Linked DNA regions of Homo sapiens: region 2 is linked to region 1. A link is a loop called in an ENCODE intact Hi-C map of the cell type or tissue named here. Cell type or tissue: heart left ventricle. All regions are shown on one strand.

The links. Hi-C counts contacts between places; a loop is a spot of excess contacts. Peaks named below come from ENCODE experiments on the same cell type or tissue, not always from the same donor. Only the 100,000 strongest peaks of a DNase experiment are listed, where the experiment ranks them.
Region 2: a loop joins it to region 1, with 21 times the contacts of the local background. A loop is called at or near these places in 5 of 110 quality-filtered maps.

What each region holds. Positions count from the first base shown.
Region 1 is chr2:80,361,329-80,366,328 of GRCh38, forward strand. The region is part of intron 7 of CTNNA2 (catenin alpha 2); the gene reads left to right. LOC105374824 (a long non-coding RNA gene) reads right to left here and starts at 2,719. Exons shown (of 3, transcript XR_940286.3): 1 at 2,608-2,719; 2 at 1,093-1,142. RefSeq lists enhancers at 3,358-4,143, 4,445-4,962. In heart left ventricle, no CTCF peak of the experiment used is centred here; no DNase peak of the experiment used is centred here; H3K4me3 peaks cover 363 bases; H3K27ac peaks cover 665 bases.
Region 2 is chr2:80,480,093-80,485,092 of GRCh38, forward strand. The region is part of intron 9 of CTNNA2 (catenin alpha 2); the gene reads left to right. Among named protein-coding and RNA genes, the nearest start is that of LRRTM1, 180 kb to the left of the region's middle. RefSeq lists a silencer at 2,678-2,878. In heart left ventricle, no CTCF peak of the experiment used is centred here; no DNase peak of the experiment used is centred here; H3K27ac peaks cover 312 bases.

The sequences.
Region 1 (5,000 bases):
TCCTCACTTGGGCCACACCATTATATTAGTTTTTTTACTCAGCGTGGGTGCAAAATGGATTGTAGCTCACTGGGTTCTGAATATATAACAACAAAAACTGTCATTCTTGTTTCATAAAGTGAAGGTAATCCTAAGGAGTATGGTTAAAGTAAATGTTCACAAACTACATGTAGTTTCTTGAATGGCTTATTCTTATTTCTAAGACAACACATCAGTAGTTTGACTTCCATTTGGGTGACACATAGTACCAGTTCCCAAAAAAAGGACATTTTAAAAATCATGACATGACACGGTCACAACTAGAAAAATACAGCAGGATTAGTAGCTGTGATGAATAGGGAGGTGCAAGGGATGGATTCTGGAGGCCAGGCCTGAACTCCATCTGTTGTTTATTATGTGTGTCACCTGTTGGGGAAATATAATTTAGAACAAAATCTCCTCCTTCCCCCCAAAACCTCTCCATGAAGGTGGAAGAGAAAGAAAATGGTTTCATTGTTGTATAAGTACTAAACAAGAATATGATGTGCATCATAGACCGCCTACTAAGAGATTGCAAAGACAAAAAGAAATCACACCTTTTTAAAAAGCCAAATAGATGCAACCCATCCCATACATGTTCTTAAGATAAACTATAACTAGTCCTCTAGTAAGAGGACTTGACAGCACCATTTGTCACACACAGTTCAACCTGAATTCACTTGGTAATTAGGGTGACCATCTGTTTTAGCTAATTGACTTTGTCTCAAAGAAAAACAAACTCTTATCTTTATGACATGAGGCAGTTTTGCAATTTGGAGAAAGGAACCTAAATGAAGTTAGGTTCCTACCCCTGCCACAGAACTGGTTGATAAGGATGCTTTCTTCCTTGATAACATTTCAAAGAGATAGTTCCCAGGTCCTTGAGAAAGACACTCCTCCATTATAAGGCTGGCAAGAGGCTTATTTAACTTTGAAAAAGATTTACATACATTTCAAAGAGACTGAAAAATAATTTACAAGTTTTCTAAAGCAAGAAAAAGGATGAGGGAGAGGTCTCTTCTCTATTTTCAACAGAGAGAATTATTTACTTTTTCTTTTTTGATTTGTGCTTACCCTTACACATCTTAGGAAGCCACTCAATCTTCTTGAATCTTTTTTCTCATCTGTGAAAGGGGAGTAATAACACTCTTAATTATTTCACATCACACAGGGCCTAAGAAAAGTAACTGTGCAAAACTCACTTGTCATTTTAGATGCTGAAATTACTAGAAATGAGATATCTTTACTGGTTAATACATGAATCTAATATTTAAGTGGAAACTTAACGTTTTTAAAAGAGTCTCTCTCTACAAGGCCAAGAATCTTTTTGCAACAAAAATGTGTCAGCTCTACATTTATCGGTTGGAGTTGAACATTTACTCTCTCTGCACGTCTTACCCATAAGAACCAGTTTTCTGTAAATGTTGTGTATGAATTCTCTTGTTATCAATGTGTTCTTGTTCCATAGTAGTATTAACAATAAATGTTAGGAACTGGGCGTGGTGGTGCATGCCTGTAATCCCAGCTACTTGGGAGGCTGAGCCAGGAGGATTGCTTCAGTCCAGGAGTTTGAGGCTTAGGTTTGCTATATATCAGGCCTGTGAATTACCACTGCACCATGGCATTCTAGCCTGGGCAACATAGCAAGACATCGTCTCAAAAAAAAAAAAAAAAAAGTCACAGTAAATTCAAGCTGTTCTAACTTATTAACTAATTCATCTAGATATATTTTTCAGAAATTGTATTTTTATAAAGACATGTCCTAAATAATTATTTTGGTTTAAAAAATCCTGCAAGATACATTTTAATACAAAAATAAATATAAGTACAAGAAATGAATTTAGATATGGTGGAAAACAAGCACAGAAATATTTTTTCTTCAGAAATGATTTTTAAAAACATGAAGAAAAAAAAATGATGCCATTGCTTGAATTCAGAGGTACTTCGATTTGACAGATTTGACATATCATGAGATAAAGTACAAGCAAAGCAAAAATAACTAAAAATAGCTCCATGGTAATGCTAAGTATAAGAATTAAATTGAAGATTGAAAGACTCAAAAATCTCAAGCATGCTACATGATTTTACCAGCTCTCTCAAATAAAGCCGGGCTCAGTAAATGCTCTGGTGACTGAAACAATGCTAAGATTGGGCTTTGTTCTTCAGACATGGAATTCATCACCTTCGTGGTGATGAATCATTGGTGAGGCCCTAATTATTAAACAAGATGTCGAATCAAAGCTATCCTCCTCTATTTGCGTGAGGATTTCTGTACTTAGAATTGAGTCCTGCCACATTCTTATAATGGTGCGTGCATATGGGTAGCAGGTATACACACCAATAAATAATGTGGCTAGTATGATTCTGGAAATTACAATGCCAGTTAGAAATTATTCAGAATGGAATAAAATATTTAAAACCCCTGCTATAAATCTTAGCCAGGAAATAAATTTTCATGAGACCAGTGATTAACCCAATAGCAAAACGGAATTTATATCAACCATTCATTAATCCCATTTCCCTTCTCCCAATACCATTAATTAAGTGTCTGTTCAATTCCCATTCCTGTGCTACACTTGTGTCGCTTACCCAATTACAGCTAATTTTCTTGCATGCAACGGGAGTGGTAATAGCCTCTAACAGTTGTTGAAATGTGGTTCCTAGCGTTTACTGCAGTGTGTCATCCTTAAATATTCTCTAACATGTTTTCTAATTCTGTTTCTAAAATCGAGTTTGTGTGGGGAGGACTGAGTTGAATACAGTAAGTGGGTGGTTTCCTTCCTTTCAGGTCCTCGGAGACCCTTATCTGATTTAAGTTTTGCCTCAGGAGAAAGCTGTACCACTGAGATTGCTAAAAATAACTGTTCTCCTGTCTTGCTGTTTTGCCTATGATTCTCTTGGAGAAAAAAGCTTTGGAAAATAAACTTTTGAAGGCGTGTTTTTATAAATTATCTGATCACTTCTTCAGAGTTCAATAGAAAGGGTCAATTTTAAAATTAAAGCCTCTGTAACAAGATGTTCTTTTCTCTTTTCTCCTTTCCCTTTTTAAAACACAGTTTACAAAAAAGGAGATGGTGAAGCCTGAAAATATTAAATATAAACTCTTTGCCTTATTTTAGTCGTTCCTAAAATTATGGGTGTAATTTCAGTTTGTGTATTCTAAAAGTAAGTTTCCCATGGATGTCTGTATTATAATTTGAGAGAAAGTAATTTTTTTTTTTTTTTTTTTTCTGATGGTTCCTCACTTGTCAGTGGCTCCTAATGATTTACTTGATTTAAGTACTTTGTATCTTCCCTCTGACACTCCTCATACTTTTCTTTCCTCACCCCAGGTAATTGATGATCTGTAAATAAACACTTCAACTCATTAGAGAAGCTCACTGTTTAAAATAAGCCTGCAGAGAATCCTTTTGTTAAGGAAATAAGCCTTTTATAATCACCTCTGTGTCTTCTGCACAGATTTTTAGTCTATCAGCTTTTCCTTAAAGCAGAAAGTGTTTTATCTTTTCTAAGCAAGGGAAAGATTCCCTTGATATGTAGCTGGGCTCTAGAGGGGAGAACAGGGAAGAAACTCGGGTTTATGATTAGTGATGGGGTTAAATGCGATAGTAACAGCTCGATTTAGTGGCATTGGCTAAAGCGTGCTCCTACACACTGTAATCCAGTCATCTGTGGGGTTTGGCCTTCATGTAACATCACTTCTTTCTTTTTATCTACATACCTGCATACCTGGCCTTGTGCCTCTTCCCATTCCCCTGTAATTGGAAATGGCATCTATTTGGGGTTGTTGTCACCACCTTTACCGTATCTATTCAAAACTTAATCTACATACATCAAATCGTTCAAAGAAAACCTGTGCAATTCCAATCAACTCTAATATCCAGTTGTTTCTAACATGAAATTCAAGGGACTACTTCAAAGCCACTTGGAGAGTAGCTTTCTTCCCATCAAAGAATGAGTAGTAGGCACCCACTGTTCACTGTTGACATGCTGACAGTGCAGCCCTGCATAAACACAACCGCTTGCCCTCTCACAGCTTATATTTTAAAGGTTGTAAAATCTTGTTTTTGTCATATCTGGCAATAGTATTTTGTAAATTATTTTTTACATGATTTTTTAAAAATGTACTCATCAAAATGAGCTGGCACATATAAGCTCATTATATTTTTACATTTTAGCAAAAACACTGTCTTTTGCCTACAACATGATAGTTTGTGTTTTTTGGAAAAAAAAAAAAAACAACAACAACTCTATTATGGTCTTCATAGTGTTTCTAATTTCTAAAATCATTTTGGCCTGTAGACACTTTTAAAAAAAAGATGCTCTCTAAATATGAGGAACATAAGATTGTGTAACTGTTTTCATAAGTGAAAAACTTACACTTACCATTGTCATCTGAGAGGAAATAATGGTTTAATTAGTTTTTAGATAAAAAGATTTTTGCAATCAGACTGTGTTTGTAATGGCATTTATAAAACAATTTCCCCCTACAGTAGCATTGTAATTAAGACTTTCAATGAATCAGAGGAGAAGAGTGCATTTTTCCCCCTGTGGTCGGCTGTTATGCTTGCCCCTCGGGGCCTGCTGCTCTCCTGCATCAGGCTTGCACTAATGCCCACTAATGCCCTGTAATTGTGTTTCACTTCCTCTAATTAAACTGACAGGGAACTCGAATTGCTGTCACTTACCTTAATGATAGGGAAGGTAATGGGATTAGAATGTGGCAATTCTCACACAGAACACTTAACATCCCAAATACCAGTTTACCAGGAAGAATGCATTTCAGGGAAGACCTAAGGACTTCTGGGGTTCTGGTCCCACCTCTTGGGCAATACAATATGTGAGTTAGAAAGGTCACAAAGAATATCTTCTTCATGGGCGTGCTCCTCTGAACATCAGCTCCTGAAGATTTTAATGGATATTACAAGAGAAAAACATTTCTGAGGCCCAGTAGAAGTTGGAAAAGCAGGGTTAATCAAGTT
Region 2 (5,000 bases), 120 kb after region 1:
ATATGCCCAATAAAAAATAAAATGTAAACCTTACCCATTATTTGCATGTTAATATAATTTATAATTTATTTTTCCCACAAATTAAAGTTTTAAAAGTTGACAAAATGAAAAATTTTATGCATTTTCCTACATGGAATTGGACAAAGAGCTCTAACTCAATGCTTTTCATCTACCAGAGGTGAGAAGGCACAGTGTTTTATTTTTAAAATGTAAAAAAAGATAATTTTAAAATTTATTATAAAATCTAGATGAATGGTATTTTTTTCAGACCTATAAAATAAAAGCCCCAATTTTAAAAATTAGATTTAACAGACATGAAATTAGTGTCTAATATTCCTGTAAGAGTTTCCAAATCTTTACACCCAATTCCTATGTTTATCTCATCATGGAGTAGGACTGGTAAGTTTGCAGACTTGCCCCAGTCTATGAGATGTAAGTATCGTTGCTTGTGAGAAAACTAGGCCTATTGTGCGACCTGAACCTATTGATGTAAAATTTTGTAATCTTAAATTGGCATCTTGAATTTTCAATCCAGGGCTTATGTGAGATGTCTTTAATAATTCAGAACCTTTCCTACCTAAAATTAGGATGCTCTGTTGATTGGAGGTAGAAGTCTGAGCTTCCCTTTGCAAGCTTTTACGCTAATTATCACATGACAGCAAGCCATTCACTTATCACCTCTATATGCTAGTTTTCTCATTTGCCAAATGTGTCTAAAAGGACCCTCTATTTTTCCCTGACATGGCTTTTATACCTAGAGAAATAAATGTGTAGGAAAGCACTTTAATAAGATAGTTGCGATAAATAAATGACTCCTAGGAATCCCACACCAAGGAATTCATTTACGTTCAGGTGGGTGAACAGGTGAGTGAAATGTATTTTCTAGCTCTAAACCTAAGCATCTTTTGAGCCACTTCTGAGTTTTGCAAAATGCAATGTCCATCCAAGCTACTAATTAGTTGAAAACTGAGCCACATTTGGTTACCTGGACATTCCTTTTCATTACTAATATACCTTGGTTGAGGTAAAATGCCAAATTATATGCCAGAAACCTGCAAGAATGACAGTAACTCTGGTGGCTAAATTAGTGCAAGAGAGAAGTTTAGCTGTGAAAGTAATCTCTATTATTTTGTGCTTCCTTATACTCAAATCATGTTTAAGTGTCTAATGGCAGAGGAGTCGTGGTACAAATATGTCTGTTCTCATTTCTTTGGGGTATTGTATACATTGACTTAACACCCCATTCCCAAGTTCCTCGTTTGTAAAATGGTGATAATAATAGTACCTGCTTCATAGGGTTGTTGTTAAGGGAACTAATTAGATAATTCAGTCAGGAACTTAAAAGTGTTTGGTGCACGGTAAAGGCTTAATACATGACAGGTATTATTAGTATGAATAATGTTTGTTTTAACAGAAGTACCTAATCAGAGGAAATTATGCTTCTTAACAAGTGGTACAATCGCTTGGTAAACAGATTGGTCTAACACTAGAAGGATGTTAAACCTGACCTTCTTATTGGACCCTCACCAGTCAAAGGACCTCAGAGTTTTTCGTCTTATTCTGCTTCTTAGTACAGGGAACATCATCTTTCAGATAGAAACAAAGCAGTCGTCTATTATTAAGGACTACAAACTTGTTGAGCTTTTGCTTTGCAGCCTCTATGGATCACGGATTATAATTAAGAACCAAGGTTTAATGCCTCCTTTTAATCATGCAAACATATATGACAGTAAATATTAAATAAGAAAAAAAATGATACTATAAAGGACTTCATGCCTTCCACAAACCTAGAAGGTAAACAAGTGTCTACTTGTTGGAAAAAACAATTGTAATTTCCCAAGAATATATCTGATGGAGAACCAAGTTTAGATGGCCATATCGGGGAGATTACTTCCAGTAAATAGATCTCATTTGCTATGAATCATGGACATTTAACAACATATGCAAAATGTTAAGACTTAGAATTGTATTTCCCAAGGTCTTAATTTAATTTAATTTAATTTAATTTAATTTAATTACTTCAGTCATGTAATAGTCTTTAGAAATAAAGGCAACAGACTTTGATTAATCTGGTGATCCAATCCTCCTCCTCCTCCTCCCAAAAGTCTGTCAGACATGAATCTGGGCCAGAATTTTCATCTGGGAACACCTTGAAACCTAAGTGGCTGAGTGTGAGCTTCATGTAATCCCTCCAATAAGGAAACTCTAACTTTTAAAGGGTCTCTTGACATGCGTGGTAATTACAGGAGTACAGTTCCTGGTACTGGTAGGTGGTGGCTGAAAAAGGAATATTTAGAGCAGGGGTCAGCTAGCTTTCTGGAAAGGGCCTATTGTGATCATTTTAGGCGTTATGAGACGGACAGTCTGTCACAACTGCTCAACTTTGCCATTGTAATGTGAAAGCAACTATAGACAATAGGTAAATGAATGAGAATGGCTGTGTTCCAAGAAAACTGTATTTACAAAAAGAGGCAGCAGGCTAGCTTTAATCCAAGGGCCATAGCTTGCTGACCCTTCATCTAGAGAAATGGTTGCTAATGTAACAGGGAGCTACTGGCCAAATTAAGCTAGAAGGTGTATTATTTTTTGATTCCACAGTGTCAATCTCCATGATGTTCATATTTTCTACTAGTTGCCAACATTTAAAAATCAGGAGATTTTTTACATACAAATATGCAATCTGATATCTGAAAAACATGCAAAGATCTGGTAACACCCATCTGTCTTCCTCCACAGCAACAATAGTTGTGCCCGCTTCAGAACAAGAACTTGCTTTCTTGTTCTCCACAATACTCACCATTCCCTGGTGCCTTCCAGAAATTCAGGCCCACTTCCTTCATTTACACTACCTGTCTTGCCCTGGCTCTGCTCCTGGAAGAACTTGATTTTGTGAACACTTTTTAGTAGATCTTATCTTTCTTCCTCTTTCACTCCTTGTTCCTGAAAGCTATCTCATTTTGGCTCACTGAGGCTGAGGACCAGGCATGCTTTTGCAAACTGATATATGGCTGTACAATAGTATTAGTGTCTCTGAGAGAGTAGCATAGCTGAGCTCTAGAAGTAGTGAACATTTTGTACCTTTTGTTCATTTCCTACAGCCATCCTAAAATGATATATCAGTTTTCAAGTCTGTTTCCCTCTCCCTTCTTTCTTTCATTCCCATCTAGTACACCAGAAAAAGTGTACATGTTTCTATTCTTATCCTTCAGCATTTTATATCTTTTAATCAGATGATTTGCAGTCTCTTTTTGTCCATCTAGAGTCATGTTGTTGTTTTATATATATATATATATATTTACATATGTATATATTTAATAAAAGTAGATTATTTATTGTGCATCAAAGATGATCAGGTCTGCACTGAATGTGAGATTTTAATTACATGATTCAATGTATTTAATTCAACTCATTCAATCCTACTATGTACCAGGCACTGTGTTGGGCATTGAAATGTAAAGTCAGAGTTCCTGTCTTGGAAGAGGGGTGCAAGTAAACAGAGACTTTGAAATGGAGAATCTTATCTACAGAATATTTTGAATTTACAAATAAGTCCATATATGAACTAAGGAGAATGGTGGAAGACACAACTCTTTACCAAAAACTTATTTTAAATGAGTGGTGAGTTGGTTTCAGTTCAGAAAACAAAGTATTGGGATAAATAGGAAATTCTGTGATTTGATAAATTGAGTCATGGATGTTTTATTTAACATCTGAAAAAGTACTCTGTGCTGAAGAATGAATAGTGAGACTTCAGTCTTTTAAAGACCTGTGCAGGGCTGTACAGTGTAGCTTGGTGCCAAGCAGACAAAAACTAATGAAGAGAAAACCTTGCAAGGATTTGTAAGGCAATAAATGAACTTCATCATGGGTAAATGTGAAGTAGCTGCTTGAAGGAAAAAGAATACAAATTATTATGAGATGATGTTCTTTGGGCTGTCAGTTATGCTGTATAAAAAGAGTCATTGAAGAATGTTCACTAATGACATTAGTCCATTATGAGTTAGAAATAAAGTACCACCAAAGTATTGGGAACCACCAAGAAATATATAGAAAACCAAACATTGGTTTTTTAATTTTTTTAATTTAAAGTATGCTCACTTATGTGTGGAATTCTGAATGCGCTTGTGGTCAATACATTTAAAGCAAGATTTGTGATACTGATTTATAACACGTACCTATGATAATCCAGACATGTAGCAGATGTTCCACAAAGAGCAGTTAAAGAGGTATATGTGGGCATGTACCCGATACATAGTGTGTGTGCATTAGAGAGCTGTTGAATAAGTGAATATGGGCAGAATGGGACTGAAAACAGTGTCTAGTGTCTTAAAATTAATAATAGTAATAATACTTGGCTCATTGGCTGTTCGGCGAAAAAGGAATATGATTGAAATATGTAAACAAACCTCTGATGCATATGGAACAGGAAATAGCCTTTGTCCTAGTCTATAGCACATGAATGGGAGGGAGAAGGGGAGCAGTTTCCAAGAAAGGAATGCAAACCTGAGAAATTGCTGTAGGACAGCTATCATTGTTTTGATACCAAATAATAAACATGGAACTCATTCTGTGATAATGTACATACTTATAATTCAAAGGCAGAAAGTTTTTGTTAAACAAAATAATGGGTCTGGCTGGGCGCAGTGACTCACACCTGTAATCCCAGCACTTTGGGAGGCCAAGGCGGGCGGATCACTAGGTCCGGAGATCGAGACCATCCTGGCTACCACGGTGAAACCTTGTCTCTACTGAAAATACAAAAAATTAGCCGGGCAAGGTGGTGGGCACCTGTAGTCCCAGCTACTCGGGAGGCTGAGGCAGGAGAATGGCGTGAACCTGGGAGGTGGAGCTTGCAGTGAGCCGAGACTGTGCCACTGCATTCCAGCCTGTGTGACAGAGCGAGACTCCGTCTTAAATAATAATAATAACAATAATAATAATAATGGGTCTATGAATGAATCTTAAAAATGCTTTACTCATTTGTTTTGCAGAATAGTTTG